Linked DNA regions of Homo sapiens: region 2 is linked to region 1. A link is an interaction called in ENCODE POLR2A ChIA-PET data of the cell type or tissue named here. Cell type or tissue: Panc1. All regions are shown on one strand. Each heading gives the region's core, and the rest is flanking DNA. Links, peaks and the distances in the headings are about the cores only. Region 1 overlaps MIR193BHG (MIR193b-365a host gene). Region 2 holds the start of LOC107984865 (a long non-coding RNA gene).

Evidence for each region. Peaks named below come from ENCODE experiments on the same cell type or tissue, not always from the same donor. Only the 100,000 strongest peaks of a DNase experiment are listed, where the experiment ranks them.
Region 2: POLR2A ChIA-PET joins it to region 1 with 10 read pairs; 8 of 35 experiments call an interaction of 5 or more read pairs at or near these places.

What each region holds. Positions count from the first base shown.
Region 1 is chr16:14,305,562-14,314,383 of GRCh38, forward strand. The region is part of intron 1 of MIR193BHG (MIR193b-365a host gene); the gene reads left to right. MIR365A (microRNA 365a) reads left to right here and starts at 3,724; the gene lies at 3,724-3,810. RefSeq lists enhancers at 909-1,594, 1,595-2,279, 3,075-3,124, 5,011-5,305, 5,097-5,216 and 1 more and a silencer at 4,891-5,185. In Panc1, for the core only: no CTCF peak of the experiment used is centred there; no DNase peak of the experiment used is centred there; H3K4me3 peaks cover 2,500 bases; H3K27ac peaks cover 2,500 bases.
Region 2 is chr16:14,543,175-14,551,996 of GRCh38, forward strand. All of the region lies in intron 21 of PARN (poly(A)-specific ribonuclease), which reads right to left. LOC107984865 (a long non-coding RNA gene) reads right to left here and starts at 7,854. Exons shown (of 2, transcript XR_001752089.3): 1 at 1-7,854. In Panc1, for the core only: no CTCF peak of the experiment used is centred there; no DNase peak of the experiment used is centred there.

The DNA of each region.
Region 1 (8,822 bases), core at 23-2,522:
TTAGTGCTAAATGTGAAACAATTTCTGCTTTAATGGTGAGCATTCGCAACAGCACAAGCATTACTTATATTCAGCCGTCTGAAACTGTGCATGTAATTATGAATACATTTAACAAACTTTAACCCCCCTCTGAGTCTGGAAACAGTCTAGTATGGTGAAGAGATTATAAATCAGCATTTTGCAGTGAGAAGTCATCATTAATTCAGCAAAGAATCACAGCTTCTTTTCAGATCCTTCCCACCACCCTCCTACACACCCCCCTCAACCAATAAGGAAAAAAAAAATTCAGCATGGAACTGCTGGATACACTGAATATATTTTGGCTTTTCTCTTTTTGCCTCTGTGTGAGAAACTTCATTAAGCAGTTGCTGTTCCCTCCCCACCCCCGCTAACCCCCAAAGAAGTGTGGATTTAAGAAAAAAAAAAACAAAAAACAAGCAACTTTGAATTTTGTTCTTAGCAATCCCCAAGCCATAGCTGATCTCAGAGAGGCAAAAAAGATGTTTCAATAGAAAAGAATACGGTATGGCCAGGAGTAAAATATTTAGAGGTGGTTCTGCAATGAATATGATACTTCCTTAAAAATAAAATATATGTTGGTGATTCAAACCAATGAAAGTTGGAAAAGTCCCTCCAAGGGAACACTCTCTCTGTTTCCCTTCCCAGCAACCCCCCAACTTAACGTTATGAACAGAAAGATGGAAATTCTTGCCAGATCAACTATAGCCTCCTAACGATCAGCTCACCCTCCTTTAATTTTGATTGTGGAGCAAATACAGCTATTTTAGCCATGAGGATAAAAATGAGTGCAGTGAAAAGTTAAGGCAAACTTGGTACTTAAAATCACTCACCAGAATAAAGTGCGTGTACAAACAAAACATTGCTGATCAGTTACTTTAAGCAGGCATTTTCTTTCTCGCCTGAGCACCCCAAACACAGAAAAATGTAGAGTTCTTTTTGCTTCTTGTATCTGGAGCAGGTGAAAATAAACCCTGACGCTCACAAACATGATATAAACAACATACTTTTCAGGCCTAGTAGCCAAGCCGACTTTTCAGGGAAAGAGATGGACGTTGAAAGAATTTAGGAGTGGACTTGGGGTTCCCTCCATCACCCCATGCCCAGCTGACCCCTTCTGCCCTTCTCATGACCTCTTTTCAAAGCAGCCAGTGTTCAGATGCTGCCTTTCCAGCGTCCCCAGTTGTAGGGGACATATGCACATATTTACCAAGCTTTAAAATAAGGTTTCTGATTTTATATCATCCGTCTGAGTTTACGGAACCACAAAGCAAACTTCTTTCTCCGTGTCCCTGAAATGCTGCCCCACTGCAGCAAAGGGGACTTCGCCTGGGCAGGGAGAGGAGTTAGTGGCTGGTTGCGCCTAAGGTTAGCTGTGCGGTGTGGTATGACAGTTTTCTCAGAGATGTGCAAAAATCTAGGCTCTCTTGCTGGAATCGTGTGAGATCAGTGCTGGGCCTGTTGGCATTGGCATTTGTGCCCAAGACAGCCCAGACCTCTGCCAGCCGAGGCCCAGATGTGGCCTCAGAGCCACTACTGGTGCCCAGACAAGTCCAGACAGGTGCCTGGGGGTCTTTCCTCCCGAGACGAAGCCTGCAGCAGTTCAGCCAGAAGATGGGGTATTTGGCTCTCAAAGTCAGCCTCCCCAGAGACTCTGCAGGGTTTAATAGCCTGGTGACCCTGTGGGCTCTGGCGAGGGCAGAACCCCACTTTGCTTTCCAAATGCTCAAAGGGGAACAGATGAGGCTATCCCACAGGCTCAGAGCAAATCTGTCCTGTGTGAGTGCAAACGTGGTTCTAGAAGATTCAGAGGCAAAGCTGAGCTTTTGCAGCCCAGCCCCAAGCCCTTGCTCTCGAGCACCAGGGCTGCGATCCTTCGACTTGGGGTGGGCCTAGGAGGCGTAGCTCCCAGCCAGCAAGACAACACATAACACATCTGAGTTACCGTGCATGTGTTTGCTGGTCTCTTCTCCAGCTCCGTGAGGCCTCCCACCTGGGAGCTGAGCCTTTTGCTTTGATCAGGCTGGGAGGAAAACCTAGGCCAGGAAGGGCCGGGCTGCAGGCTGGAAGTGGAAAGAAGTGGGCCAGGTGGACAGAAAAAGGGGCCACCAACTAAGCCACCTTGGGGGTCGGCCCAGAGTGAGAACTGGGCTGGCATTCTGGGTTCAAACACACAAGAAAACTGTCTGCAGCCTCTCTGCCCTGGCACCAACATGTGCCTGCTCCAGGAAGTTGCACCCAGCCCTGAGTCAGCCAAACCCGTGGGACTCCCATTTGGCCCCAGTAACTGGACTCCAGGCTACCAAAGGCCTCGTGGGTTCTCGATCGTATCTTAGAATGGCGTTAAAAGGTCCAGACCCGGCACCTGTAGGCCATGCCGTATTTAGCCCTAGGTTCACCCGGAGAATATTTTAGGTGCTACTTGAAAGAAGAGATCTGGGCCCTAGTTGCCGGCTGTCACATGGCAAGGGTAGAATCGCTCCCTCACAGACCTGGCCGAGATGGCCGGGTGCTCACTGGTACAGGTGCCCAGAGTCCCTGCCAGAGCTTCGGGGCCATGCGACGGGTGCCAAGGAGCCAGCTAGCGACTGGGGCGTCGGTTCTGTGTGGGGATGCCTTTTCACCCCGTTCTCAATCTGAAGGCAGTGAATCCACTTCCATTCACAGAACTCACAGAGGCCTCTCCTCTCTGAGATGGCCCAGTGTGATATCCCAGGCTGCGTAGTAAGCTCCTCCTCTGGTGTCAGCCATGTGGAGGGGTTAACCCTTTCCTGGCTCTGAGGGTGCTGGCTGGCACAGGGGGCACCCACCTGCAGGGCCTCAAAGGTTATATGCCTTGGGGAAGACACCCTGAACTCCTTAGTCCTCAGATCTTAGTGGCTGAACCAAGAGATGGCACCTGGGACCTTAGCAGTAAAACCCGTCCCCTTTTTTTTGAGACAGTGTCTTACTCTGTTGCCCAGGCTGGAGTGCAGTGGTGAGCACAGCTCACTGCAGCCTGAACTTCCTAGGCTCAAGCCTCATCCTCCTGAGTAGCTGGGACTACAAGCACACACCACCACACCTGGCTATTTTTTGCAGAGACTTGGGGGGGGTCTCACTGTGTTGCCCAGGCTGTTCTCAAACTCCTGGCCTCAAGCAGTCCTCCCACTTTGGCCTCCCAAAGTGCAGGGATTACAGGCGTGAGCCCCCACGCCAGCCGGTTTGCCCCTTTTGCACCACCAGCGATAACCACTCAGCTCCCCTACCCAAGCCTTAGTCCTTCTGTCCGTGTTGTGGAAACCAGGTATTTTCATCAGCATTTCCAAGGGGACTAAGTTTCTCCCATTCCAGAGGAGGAGGTGTTGAAGGATAACTTAGATCATTAATGAGGGTCTGGAACAGTCATCTGAAGTTTGGGGGAAACGTCACGTCTCCTATGATGCGCCTGGCTTTAGGGAATAATCCTTGTATCCATTTTGGGAACCTGCTCTGGGATTCCAGATCTGTGGTTTTCTGAGCACGTCTGTGTGGAAGCTGCTGCACTGAGACCTATTTAGCCAATTATTGAGAAGATGAGGTCCCTTTCGTGAGTCTGCACGGAGCCGCCGTACACCATGAAAGCGCTCACTTGTTTAAAGTTTGCTCTAACTTTGTACATTTTTTCCTTTTTAGTTTTGGCTCTTGGTGCTCTGAGAGCTACCACTTCCTGCCAGCTGGTTCGTTACCGCAGGGAAAATGAGGGACTTTTGGGGGCAGATGTGTTTCCATTCCACTATCATAATGCCCCTAAAAATCCTTATTGCTCTTGCAGTATTCCTCGGGGGTCCCTGGGCCAGAAAGACATCAGCTCGGAGTTCCTCCAGCAACTCAAAGAAGAGAGAAAGCTGTTCCCCAAACTCTTCCGCTGTAGCGCCTTCTGGGTCCCTGGTAGATGCCTTCTTGTGCTCAAAACCGGTTATCACTGTGAAAAATTGAAAGACGCCATGCGCAGACACTGGTTGCTAAACGTGCTTTTGCCCTCCAGGGGCAGACGCTGAGATCCGGCCTGGGAAGGAGTACAGCTGTGGCTCCCCATCAGCGTCAGCATTTGCTCTGGGGGGTTGTAGGGGGAGGTAGGGAAAGCGGAAAGAAACAAGTGTTACCTGTTTGACGAGGCCTGGTCCTTGCAGCCAGGGCCTCCGGGATCATCGCCTTGGCAGGGGGCCCTGGGGCAGTCCTGGCTTTCCTGCTAGCTCCCTGAGACAGAACACTTTCCCCGCTCGCTGCCTCAGTTTCCCCATACACCAAGGGAGGGGCAGCACCCCCTGCTCTGGCTTCAAAGGGTTCTTGGATGTAGCCAATGTTATATATAAAAAGCTCTAACGTTGTATAAGCTCTGAAGGTGCTTTGAAAATTGGAGAGTCCATGCATTAAACATGGAAGGTAATAATATGAATACACACAGAGGAATTCATGGGTGGGGAGACGGCAGCCCAGCACTGAGCCTGGGTTTCTGGGATCAGCCAGGCCTGCATTCCAGCCCGAGCTCTGCGCCTCTCTTGCTGTGTCACCCGGGACAAGTGAGTCAGTCTCTCTGAGCCACCAGCTCCTCAGGCATGAAACCTGTAACTCAGACTCCCAAGTCTGATTTGCACATCTCTGATTTTAAGCGGCGCCGGCTAAAGGTGAAAATTATTCTAGTAGGTATTCTTTGCACCGCTGATTTGTACTTCAGGCAATTGGTTGGTTTTCCATTTAGGGTCGGGAGACAGGGGCCCTTTTTTTGTCCATCAATTGATGTCAGTTAAACAAAAAAGAGTGGGTGTTTTGGAAGAAAAATATTAAGCAACTACAGCTGCCCTGAGGATGGGACAGAAATCAGAAAGTCGTGTGTAAAGTTTCAGAGGTCCACTTTTAGAGAATTCTTGTTTATCTCAGGGATTTTCCGCACTCCTGTAGTCGGTGTGGGGAGGGGTGGGGGGAGATGGGGGAGTTGCCAGTTCAGATCTGTAGAGGGCTCCAGCATGACAAAACTGGGTGTCACACATCTTCCTTTTGGGGGTCGGGAAACCACCCTTCCCTGCTCACCGACACCACTGGGACCCCTCACCCCCCCACTCCTGCATTGATCCATAGCTCAGATTTCTCTCTCATTTTAGGGTCACGATGACTCAGCACCCTCCTTTCTGGCCAGGGCACCTCCCTTGGCCTCTAGGGGCACTTGCCTGACAGGCCTCACTGTGCCGGACCTGGGAGCCAGCTGCCCACCAGCCCCCTGGGACTCTGGTTTTGCAGGGAAACCATGGGTGATCAGTCCCAGCCGGCAGGGGCCAACTGCGGTTTCACTTTCTGCTGCATCATGGGGTGGGGGGTGGCAGCGGGCCCCCGCTGGCCAGCTAGAGCAGGCACTGAGAGGCCTGCAGACAGCTGCCGGCCCTGCTGCCAGAACGCACCCCCCACCCACCCCCTGCAGCCTGCCAGGATGGGGGCTGGGCTCTCAGGAGCCCCTTAAATCTTTCCACCTGCACAGTGTCGGGGACCTCAAGTGAGAAAAGCCTGGAGCCGATGAGATGGTTTCCTGAGCTGTTGGAGATTCCCCCAAAACAACCTTTTTTTTTTTTTTTTTTTTTTTAATTGAGACAGGGTCTCTCTTTGTCACTCAGGCTGGATTGCAGCGGTGCAGTCAAAGCTCACTGCAGCCTCGAACTCCTGAGCTCAAGCGATCGTCCTGCCTCGGCCTCCCAAAGTGGTTGGGCTACAGGTGCATGCCACCTAGTCCTGCCCAAAACAAGCTTGTAAATCACGCAGGCTAGAAACTCAAGAGAGCTGTGATTGTTGCTTCTGGGTCAGATTGCTGTGGCTAGACACTGCTTCTGCCCTTCCTTCCCTGGATAGATGGCTGCTGAGGCCCTACTGTGTGCGGAGCTGGGTGCCAGGTGCTGGAGGTACAGCAGGGAGCCAGACAGCCCCTGCCCGCATGGGGCTCACAGTTGAGTCAGGGGAGACAGACAAAAGAATCAAAGAAATAATCCAGCCGGGTGCGGTGGCTCACGCCTGTAATCCCAGCACTTTGGGAGGCCAAGGCGGGTGGATCACGAGGTCAGGGGATCGAGACCATCCTGGCTAACATGGTGAAACCCCGTCTCTACTAAAAATACAAAAAAGTTAGCCGGGTGTGGTGGCGGGCGCCTGTAGTCCCAGCTACTCGGGAGGCTGAGGCAGGAGAATGGCGTGAACCCGGGAGGCGGAGCTTGCAGGGAACGGAGATTGAGCCACTGCACTCCAGCCTGGGCAACAGAGCGAGACTCCGTCTCAAAAAAAAAAAAAAAAAAAGAAAGAAAGGAAAAAAAAGAAATAATCCCACGTTACGATGGAAATTTCACGCTGAATACTTGGTGTTAGGATCTCAGGAAGGGATCATGCATACATGTCTGTCATGAGTCAACTCCCAGAACACATAGCATAGGAGGCAAGGGAAGGCTGCCCCTTCACCCGCTAAAAGTTTGCTAAAAATAACTGACAGGCCAGGCATGGTGGCTCACGCCAGTAATCCTAGTACTTTGGGAGGCCGAGGTGGGAGGATCACTTGAGCTCAGGAGTTCAAAATGTTCCTGGGCAACATAGTGAGACCTTGTCCCTATTTTATATTTATTTTTTAAAAGTTTTTACCAAAGAAATGACTGACAACAAGTGGATTAATAGGAGAAAAAAGCATATGAGCCGGGCGTGGTGGCTCATGCCTGTAATGCCAGCACTTTGGGAGGCCGAGGCATGAGGATCACGAGCTCAGGTGATCAAGACCATCCTGGCTAACACGGTGAAACCCCGTCTCTACTAAAAATACAAAAATTAGCCAGGCGAGGTGGTGCACGCCTGTAGTCCCAGCTACTCGGGAGGCTGAGGCAGGAGAGTGGCCTGAACCCGGGGGGCGGGGCTTGCAGTGAGCCGAGATCGCCTCACTGCACTCCAGCCTAGGCGACAAGAGCAAGACACCATCTCAAAAAAAAAAAAAAAAAAGAAAAAGGCATATGAATTTATTCACCATGCATAAACGCCAGGGGAGTGGCGGGAGAATGATTATCCAATAACCCAGTGAAGTCCATCGCTGGGCACAGTGGCTCACACCTGTAATCCTGGCAGTCTGGGAGGCCGAGTCAGGTGGATTGCTTGAGGTCACTAGTTTGAGACCAGCCTGGGAAACATGGTGAAACCCTGTCTCTACCAGAAATACAAAAAAAAAAAAATTAGCCAGCCTTGGTGGTGCACACCTGTGCTCCCAGCTACTCGGGAGGCTGAGGTGGGAGGATCGCTTGAGCCCCGGAAGCAGAGGTTGTAGTGAGCCGAGATCACGCTGCTGCACTCCAGCCTGGGTAACTGAGACCTTGTCTCAAAAAAATATAAAAATATAAATAAATACTTCCGTCATAGAAGGGAGATGGGGGAAATGCGGCCACTCTCAGGGGTAGTAAATGATTTTTAGGAGGAATGAATGGGTCTGATGCTGGGACAACGGTCAGTGAATAATTCCTTTAGGGAGTCGAATGGGATCGGAGGACAGATGATAGTTTGGGATGAAGTCCGTCTGCACTCCAGGTGTGGTGTTTCATTTCATTCTCTTCCTCTGTGATATGAGTTTTCATCTCTGGTTAATGAAATTTCAGTGAAGGAGTCGAAGGCAATTGTGTTCCTCTTTGGCGGGTGTGGTTTCCAGGTAGATAAGGGAACTCCAGATAGCAGGCTCCTCCTATGCTTTGGGACGGACAGAGGATGGAGAAACAGGATTGGGGGTGGGGGCGGGGGGGTGGTGTTGGAGAGACCTTGAGGCTGCTTCAGTTGAGCACATCAAAGAGCCATATTTTGGGGTACCGTTTTCTGAGCCCCAACAATAGGTAGGGTTAAGAATAGAGACCTGGGAGCCAGCTGTCCTGTGTTTGAACTTGACTCTTCTACTGAGTGGTCGGGTGACCTCTGCCAAGATACTTGCCCTCTTTGTGCCTCAGTTCCCCCATCTACAGTTACTAGAATATTAGGGCACAGCATAGGGATGTGGTGAGGATGAAATACATGAACGTCTGTAAAGAACTAAGCACGGCGCCTGACATTGATGATGTGCTATATAAGTCTTAGCTATTATATAAGAATAATAAATGTGAACTATTATTGTAAGATGAAATGCGCCAGCCACAGCAGGCCAGGAACATCAGTAATGTGGCCGAGCCTGTCCTCTGTGCGAAACGCTTTACAGGCCCTCATCTCACCTAATGGCCACAGCCAACCTGCAGGTGAGCCTAATTGACATCTGAGGCTGGGGAAACTGAGGCTCAGGCCGGTGAAGAGAGGTATTTAAGGTTAACCAGCAGGCAAGCAGTGTGACCTCAGATGCAGGGCTGGTTTCCAGGGGCTGGGACCCACGCTTAGTTGACTGCTTTGAGGCCAAGGCATGGGAATTGCTTGAGACCAGGGGTTGCAGACCAGCCTGGGCAACATAGCCACACTCTCATTTCTTTAAAAACAAAAACAAAAAAATGACCCAGGCATGGTGGCACGCCCCGGTAGTCCCAGCTACTCAGGAGGCTGAGGGGGTAGGTTGGCTTGAGCCCAGGATGTCCAGGCTGCAGTGAGCTGTGATAGTGCCACCTTAACAATTTTGCTCCAGCCTTACTAACTTTGGAACAAGGGGCCTCACATTTTCATTTTGCAAATTATGTAGCCAATCCTGCCCTGATCTAAAGTACTCCAGAGCTGTCACTCTTAACTCCTACCAGCCATATATCACACAGCCAGGCCCACAGTCACCTTCCAAGTCATCAGGATGGTGTTTTGTAGTAGGACTGAGATCCTGG
Region 2 (8,822 bases), core at 6,323-8,822, 240 kb after region 1:
TTTAAAACACTGAAAGAAAAACCCAGAATTCTATATCCAGTGAAAATATCCTGTGTGAATAAAGGCAAAATAAAGACATTTTCAGATAAAGAAAAAATTAGAGAATCAGCTGCCAACCAAACCATCAATACAAGAAATACTAAAGTAAATTCACAAAGCTGAAGGAAAAGGATACCAAAAAAGAAACCTGGATCTTCAGGCATGAATGAGGAACACTGAAAATGGTAAATATCTGACTAAATATTTTCTTCTCCTTATTTCTTAAAATACATAGAGAGTTTAAAGTAAAATTGTAACACCACTTTCTGGGATTTATAATGAATGCAGATGTAATACATATGCCCAATTAAAGCCTAAAAGACTACAAGGAATGGTTGTAAATGAACCTATATGATTGTAAGGTCTCTACATTCTATGTGAAATGGTATAATATGAACTCTGAGAAGACTGTTAAAAGTTATGGATAGATATTTAAATTTGTAAAGCAACCACTAAAAATAATGCAAAAAGATAAAACAAAAAAGCCAGCAGAGAAATTAAAACAGAATTCTTTTTAAAAATTCAAATAATCCAAAAGAAGGCAGAAAAGGGGGTATACAAAAGAACAAAACACAGAGAAAGCAAACAAAAAGCAAATTTTAAAATGACAGACCTAACCATATCAATAAGGACATTAAATTGGACTAAATACTCCAATTAAATTTCAGAGTCAACAGAAGAAATAAAAAAGCAAAACCCGGCTGGGCACGGTGGCTCACGCCTGTAATCCCAGCACTTTGGGAGGCCAACGCGGGAAGATCACCTGAGGTCGGGAGTTCAAGACCAGCCTGACCAAGATGGAGAAACCGTCTCTACTAAAAATACAAAATTAGCCAGGCATGGGGGTGCATGCCTGTAATCCCAGCTACTTGGGAGGCAGAGGCAGGAGAATCGCTTGAACCCGGGAGGTGGAGGTTGCGGTGAGCCAAGATCATGCCATTGCACTCTAGCCTGGGTGACAGAGCAAGACTCCATCTCAAAAAAAAGAAAACCAAAACCAAGCTATACACTGTCTACAAGAGACTCACTTTGTGTATACACAGATAGGTCTAGAATAAATAGAAGGAAAAGACCAGTTTGGCTGGGTGTGGCGGCTCACATCTGTAATCTCAGCACTTTCGGAGGTCAATGCAGGTGGGTCACTTGAGGCAAGGAGATCGAGATCAGCCTGGGCAACATGGCAAAACCCTGTCTCTACTAAAAATACAAAAATTAGTTGGGCATGGTGGCACACACCTGTAATCTCAGCTACTCAGGAGGCTGAGGCAGGAGAATCACTTAAAGCCAGGAGGTGGAGGTTGCAGTAAGCTGAGACCGCACCACTGCACTCCTGCCTGGGCAACAGAATGAGACTCTGTATCAAAAAGAAAAATAATAATAAAAGAATATACCAGGCAAATATAAAAAACATAAGGAGGATGAAGTGATTATAATATCAGATAAGGTAGACTTAAAAATAATAGTATTACAAAAGATAAAGGAGAACATTTTATAAAGAGGCCAGTTTATCAGAAAGACAAAACAATCATAAATACGTATGCCCCTAATAATACAGCCACAAAATACATGACATGAAAATTGACAAGATTAAAAGGGTAAACAGACAATTCTACAATCACAGGCGATTTTAACCCTTCTCAAAAACTGATATAACAACTAAATCTAAAAAAGTCAGTGAAGATATAGAATAAGACTGGGCACAGTGGCTCATGCCTGTAATCCCGGCACTTTGGGAGGCTGAGGTGGGAGGATTGCTTGAGCTCAACAGTTCAAGGTCAGCCTGCGTAACATGGTGAAACTCCATCTCTACCAAAAAATACAAAAATTAGCCAGGCATCCTAGCGTGTGTCTGCAGTCCCAGCTACTCAGGAAGCTGAAGTGGGAGGATGGCTTGAGCCCAGGAGGTGGAGGTTACAGTGAGCCGAGATCATACTCTGGCCTGGGTGACAGAGCCAGACTCTGTCTCAAAGAAAAACATCAAAAAAAGGATGCAGGATATATGAATAAGACTAACCAATATTGATGTTCTTTTTAAGTGCACACAGTATGTTCAAAAACATAGACCTTATGCTTGACTATAAAGGAAATTCTGGTAAATTTAAGAGGACTGAAATCCTATTGAAATCTTTAGTCACAACAGAATGAAATTATAAATTAGTAACAAGAAATCTAACGAAATCCTAAGCATTTGGAAATGAAACAACACATTTCTAAATAATCCAGGATCAAAGAAGAAATCACAAAACTTTTCCAACTTAATGATATTTAAAACATACGTATAAATAAACAGTTAACATACAACTAACGCAGTACTTAGAGGATAATTTATAGCTTTAAATGCTTCTGTTAGAAAAGGAAAATGGTTCAAGTCAATGACTTGCAGAGTCTTAGCTATGTACACATAGCTAGCTGACCATAAGGCCTGTGCGCCCACAGAGGACAGAGGTCCAGACAAAAGTAAACATTGGGGCAGACTTGTAAGCTGCCGGAATGTTGAGTCTGTTCCCTAACTTAGCTGGCAAAGGGTTAAAGCTTTACCAGCTCAAGGTGTTTCAGCACCACCTCTTACCAATCACTGGCTAATCAGTAAGATATTAATATGTTGACCTACCAACAACCTCGAGGACGCCAGGCTTAAATTTTTTAAAAAGAATTTAGAAAAAAGAAGAAAAGAAGAACCAATCACATACGGTTCTAGCTCAAGAAACTGAGAAAAGAAGAGCAAAGTAAACCCAAGCAAGTAAAAGGAGAAAAAAAACAGAAACCAACAAAATAGACAATATCAAACAATACAGAGAAACGAACACAGCCAAAAGCGTTCTTGAGAGAGATCAACAAAATGGTAACAGCTGACTGGAATGAACAAGGAAAAATGAGACACAAATGAGTAATATCACGAATAAAAACCAGTTATCACTACAGATTCTGCAAACATCAAAAGGATAATAAAAAGCACAGGTAAAGTTCAAAGTTATAAGCAGCCTTTTAGCAAATTCAGGGCTGAACAATCATCCTGAAAGAGTTGTCTCTACAATTCTAATATTTATCTGTTCAGCATAATCAAAAGCTGTGCTTTTTAAAAACACAATTTAACATAAGCACACTCAATAATTTAGACTGAGGCAAAGCCAAGTGTCTTCCCTCATCCCAAAAATCATCCTGAAAAAGCTTCTAAGGCAGGGTATCAGGAATTCATACAACTATCTGAATTTGGGCTTTTATTTTATTTATAATTACTGGGTAACTTTTTATGACCCAAAATAACTGTTGAGTTCCTGCCTCTTCTAAAGTGTCTTTATCAATTTCTGCTTTTAAAAAGTTTCTTACAGTATCTACTGTGTGTGTTCCAATCTCCAGCTTTCAAAATATGTGAAAAAGCTCTTTTTCTAAAGCCATTTCTATAAAAATTATATTCAGAGACACAATGTCCTACGATGCATTTAAAGACACTCAAAACAATGTCTAAATATTGAGAGTATGGCTAGAAAGTTCTACTACATTTGAAATATTGTTGAGCTCTTCCCCATTTAATAAAACTACATTAGAAATATAAAAATCCAAAATATAAACAAGCTATTCAGATTTGCCCATTAAAGATGAATTCCTGGCCAGGGACAGTGGCTTACGCTGTAATGCCAGCACTTTGGGAGGTGAGCAGATCACGAGGTCAGGAGTTCGAGACCAGCCTGACCAACATGGTGAACCCTCGTCTCTACTAAAAATACAAAAATTAGCCAGGTGTGGTGGCGTGCACCTGTAATCCCAGCTACTCAGGAGGCTGAGGCAGGAGAATTGCTTGAACCTAGGAGGCAGAAGTTGCAGTGAGCCAAGATCGCACAACGGCACTTCAGCCTGGGCAACAGAGAGAGACCCTGTCTCAAAAAAAAAAAAAAGAAAAAAAAAGATTTCCTGCTTGACTACTTTGAGAAAAATTCTCAAATGGTGAAGGTAAGTGGTCTTTCCATGGCACCAAGTCCCACACTGGCCATGTACTGCTTCATCTGAAGAGCCAGAGGGGGAATAATGCTAAATGCACAGCTTGTATGGGTTACCACGTATCCAAACACCCCAAAGCCAGCAGGGAACCGCTTCCCAGCAGCAGCAAATGAAAAGCAACAGAAACCGAATGGCACTCAGTAGACGGGTTTTAGTAGTTAGTATAAAAAGGGTTCCTATAAAAGAGAACTTTCATATTCAAAATGTCGAAAATAGCCAGGCACAGTGGCTCACACTTGTAATCCCAGCACTTTGGGAACCCAAGGAGAGAGGACGGCTTGAGGCCAAGAGTTCAAGACCAGCCGAGCAACATGGCAAGGCCCCATCTCTACAAGAAAATTTTGAAAAAATTAGCAGGGTGTGGTGAGTGCACACCTATAGTCCTGGCTACTCAAGAGGCTGAGGCAAGAGGACTGCTTGAGCCCAGGAGTTCGAGGCTGCAGTGAGTTATAATCATGCCACCACACTCCAGCTTGGGCAACAGAGTGAAACCCAGTCTCCCAAAAAAAGTCAAAAATGGCTTTAAAAATCTTGATTAAAATTAGTAATACTCAAAGAAAAAAAAAAGTGTCAGTTAAAAAGCAACTCCTTAAATGTAAATCAGAAATAGTTTGTAACAGAGCCAAAGAAGCCATTATAAGCTGCTATATAAATAGGCATTTAATGATTTTCTCAATGTTACATTATTGACCTAAGAGGCGCTCTGTTTCCACTGAAATGAATAAGTAATTTGTTTAAGATAACATTAATAGGGGCCGGGCGCGGTGGCTCATGCTTGTAATCCCAGCACTTTGGAAGGCCGAAGAGTGCAGATCACAAGGTCAGGCATTCGAGACCATCCTGTCTAACACGGTGAAACCCTGTCCCTACTAAAAATACAAAACAAAAATTAGCCGGGAGTGGAGGCACGCACCTGTAGTCCCAGCTACTCGGGAGGCTGAGGCAGGAGACTCGCTTGAACCTGGGAGGTGGAGGTTGCAGTGAGCCGAGATCGCACCACTGCACTCCAGCCTGGGTGACAGAGCAAGACTCCGTCTCAAAAAAAAAAAAAAATTAATAGGATTTGCAGCACATCAGATACCCTGGGTCCTTCTTATCATTAGAATCACCATTATAAAGAACAAATTTCACACCGTCTTTCAGTGAAACATCTGCATAATTTTAGAAATCACAGCTAAAGAGCAGAGACATTAGTTACATCCATCACATGCAAAAAGGCATTTCCAAGTCACAATACTATGAATATCATTTATGCAATTCAATAAATATTCAACATTTACTTACTAATGTCAGACACTACCACTTTACGCACTAAAAACGCAATGGTGACTGAGACATGGTCCCTACTCTCAAAGAGTTTACAGTCTATCTGTGAAAACAATATAATAAGGTATACAAGATGCTATGAAAGCACAGAGAATGAGGTTCAATACCCTACAAAGAGAGCCAGAGAAAACATCAGAGGCCGGGTGCAGTGGCTCATGCCTATAATCCCAGAACTTTGGGAGGCTGAGATAGGCGGATCACTTGAGGCCAGGGGTTCGAAATCGGCCTGGCCAACATAGCAAAACCCTGTCTCTACAAAAAATACAAAAATTAGCCAGTGTGGTGGTGCATGCTTGTAATCTCAGCTATTTGGGAGGCTGAGTCACAAGAATTGCCTGAACCCAGGAGGTGGAGGCTGCAGTGAGTCGAGTTTGTGCCACCCCACTCTCGCCTGGGCAAAAGAAATGACCCTGTCTCAGAAAAGGAAGAGGGGAGGGAAGAAGAGGGGAAGGGAGAGGGGGGAAGGTGGGGAGGGGAGGGGAAGGAAACATTGGAGAAACTGATGTTGAAGCTGAGATAAGGCAGGAAGGAGGGCATAGTCAGGTTCTGGTGGGAGGTGATGACTGCATAAAAGATGGCTTCTTCTGGCAAAGGAAATGTTGTCAGAGGCACAGCATGCTCAAATTGCCAAGTATTTTGTTAAGAGTTGTCTTTTGCATAAGAAAAGAGACTATACCGGAAAATTAAACTTTACTAGCAAAGCTGCATATATCAAGAGAACAGTGATCTACTTAACCTAGGAGGAAAAAAGGTAAAATATCACAATTTCATCTTGGCCTATTCCCCATATTCCCTATTCAAACACACATTTATTTCCTCATGCTGCAGTGTGTGTCAGGTATGAGAGAGGACTCAGGGCCAAACAAGAGGGACCCAACACTGCCCTCAGGAAACCAATGCAATGAGCAATCAGACAATAGAGTGCTTCTATGGCTACACATGATTCTGAAATGTAGCTCCCTGATTAGAGTTACCACGGAATAAAATACTTAGCTTAAAAGCTACTGTTTTAAGAATTGTCCAGTAGTAAAGAAGAGAGCAACTGTTATTTGACATCAGATATGGTGGTATAACAGGAATTTTAAAAGAAACTTTGACATCCCATACACACAAGCAAGGAATCATGCTTGTATTTTCAAATAAATGCTACTAACTCATGTTTTACAGATTTCAAAGCACTCTTACACACTGTTCACAGCAAGGGAGGCCAAGCAGCTATTTTAATAATTACCTACCACGGGTCAAGCACTGATTGTGTAGTATGGGGCTCTTTGCTGGCAACTTAATATCCATGATCTCATTTCATCCTCACAACAATCATGCCAAGTAACTATTATCTCCCTCTTAAACAAACACGGAACCTGTGGCTCGGAAGGTTTACATAACCTGCCCAAAGACACATGGCTGACAAGTGGTGGAGCCAAAGTTAGTCCCCGTGTCAGTCTGTGAAAACTCCTTTTATCGGGCTGCACAGCTTCAATGTCACCGAGTGTGGCTAGCAAAGGAGCTGAAGAGTGTACAGTGAGCAGAGGAAGCTGAATTAGACTGCAGGTCAGGACTTTGAACTCAGTCTTCTTGCAGCCACACTGAAGCCTCACTGTAACTGTAACCTCAAGGTCCCCACCCCCACCTAAAGTTATCTTGAGCTTTCTAATAATTCAATCCCTCTGGATTCTCTCTAAACCATCTTTCTAAGGATAGTGGGGAAATGGATCACAGAAAAAATCTCTATGCAAAAATTAAAATATTTAACAAGCAACATCAATCACACCCTGCATCCACCACTATCCCTGGTGTCTGATGCTCCTGAGTACATTCCACCCTGAAATCTGCTATTAAAGAACCACAGTAAAAGCTCAAAGCCATGCCAAGGTTCATTTACTTAATCTCATGGAATCCTTACAATAACACTAAAGTCCATACTATTATGCGCAGTTTACAGAGATAAGCAGAAGTTCATCAAGGTTAAATAAGGCACCCAAAGTCACACAACTGTTAAGTGATGCTGCAGTATGATTCCAAAAGCCTAAGCTTTTCCCCTCTACAGCATGGCCTGGATTCCTGCAACAGTCAGATAATGAAAGAAAAATGCCAAAATACTGTGATCTGAATTTGTATATTTGCAGAAATTTTCATATATAATTACTCACCAGTTCTACTATCAGAATTATAGTTTTACTGTGCGGCATTTTGTTAAAGTAAAAAACAAACACATCACTTAAAAATTTCACATCTTTTACATTATCAAAGCAACATGGTGCTTGAAATTTACTTGAATATACAGCTTAACAATACATATTTTCACCAATATTTTATTCAAAAACTTCCCATCTTAAGAAAACAAAACGTTTAATTGATGGTTAATATCAAAATATCAAAATTATTTAGGATCCTACAAGAGACGGGGTGCTCCATCTTTTTAGAATCCCCTCCTTTTTTTTTCAAGACAGGGTCTCACTCTGTCGCCCAGGCCAGAGTGCAGTGGGTGCGGATGTTGGCTCACTGCAACCTCTGCCTCCCGGGTTCAAGCAATTCTCCTGCCTCAGCCATCACGCCCAGCTAAATTTTGCATATTTAGTAGAGATAGGGTTTCACCTTATTGGCCAGGCTCGTCTCGAACTCCTGACCTCAGATGATCCGCCTGCCTCGGCCTCCCTAAGTGCTGGGATTACAAGCGTGAGCCACCATGCCCAGCCTAGAACCATATTTTAAAAGCAAATAAAATATTCAGTTTATTTGTTTGTAAAACAAGGCTGGGCATTGTGGCTCATGCCTGTAATCCCAGCACTCTGAAAGGCCGAGGCAGGCAGATCACCTGAGGTCAGGAGTTTGAGACCAAACCGGCCAACATCGTGAAACCCCATCTCTACTAAAAATACAAAAATTAGCCGGGTATCATGTTGCGCGCCTGTAATCCCAGCTACTCAGGAGGCTGAGACAGGAGAAGTGCTTGAACCCGAGAACCAGAGGTTGCAGTGAGCCGACATTGCGCCACTGCACTCCAGCCTAGGCGACAGAGCGAGACTATGTCTCAAAACAACAACAACAATGACAACAACAAAAACAACAAGTATTTGATACAAGTTTAATGGAGTGAATAAATCTCAAATATGTATCAACAAATGGGGGGAAAGTACAGAGATGAACAGGTCAATGTAAGTATTAATTTATTACAGGTACTTCTCATTCTCAAAGTAAATCTGCAACTCACTTCAGAAAAAGTGCAATGAGAAAGGAACAGAATGGAGGTAAATGAAAAAATATACTATGTAGCATACCTAATGAATCAAAAGAGATTTGTCTTATTTTCTCATCTATACATGATACTTACTAATTATTTCATTTATTTCAGAGACAATCTCAAAAACAAACGAGGCAGCAATGAGTGTAAGCTGACTGAGCCCATAGCTTTTAAATTAAGGGGGCAGTGGGAGGGCAACCTCTCACTGTATTTAATACAC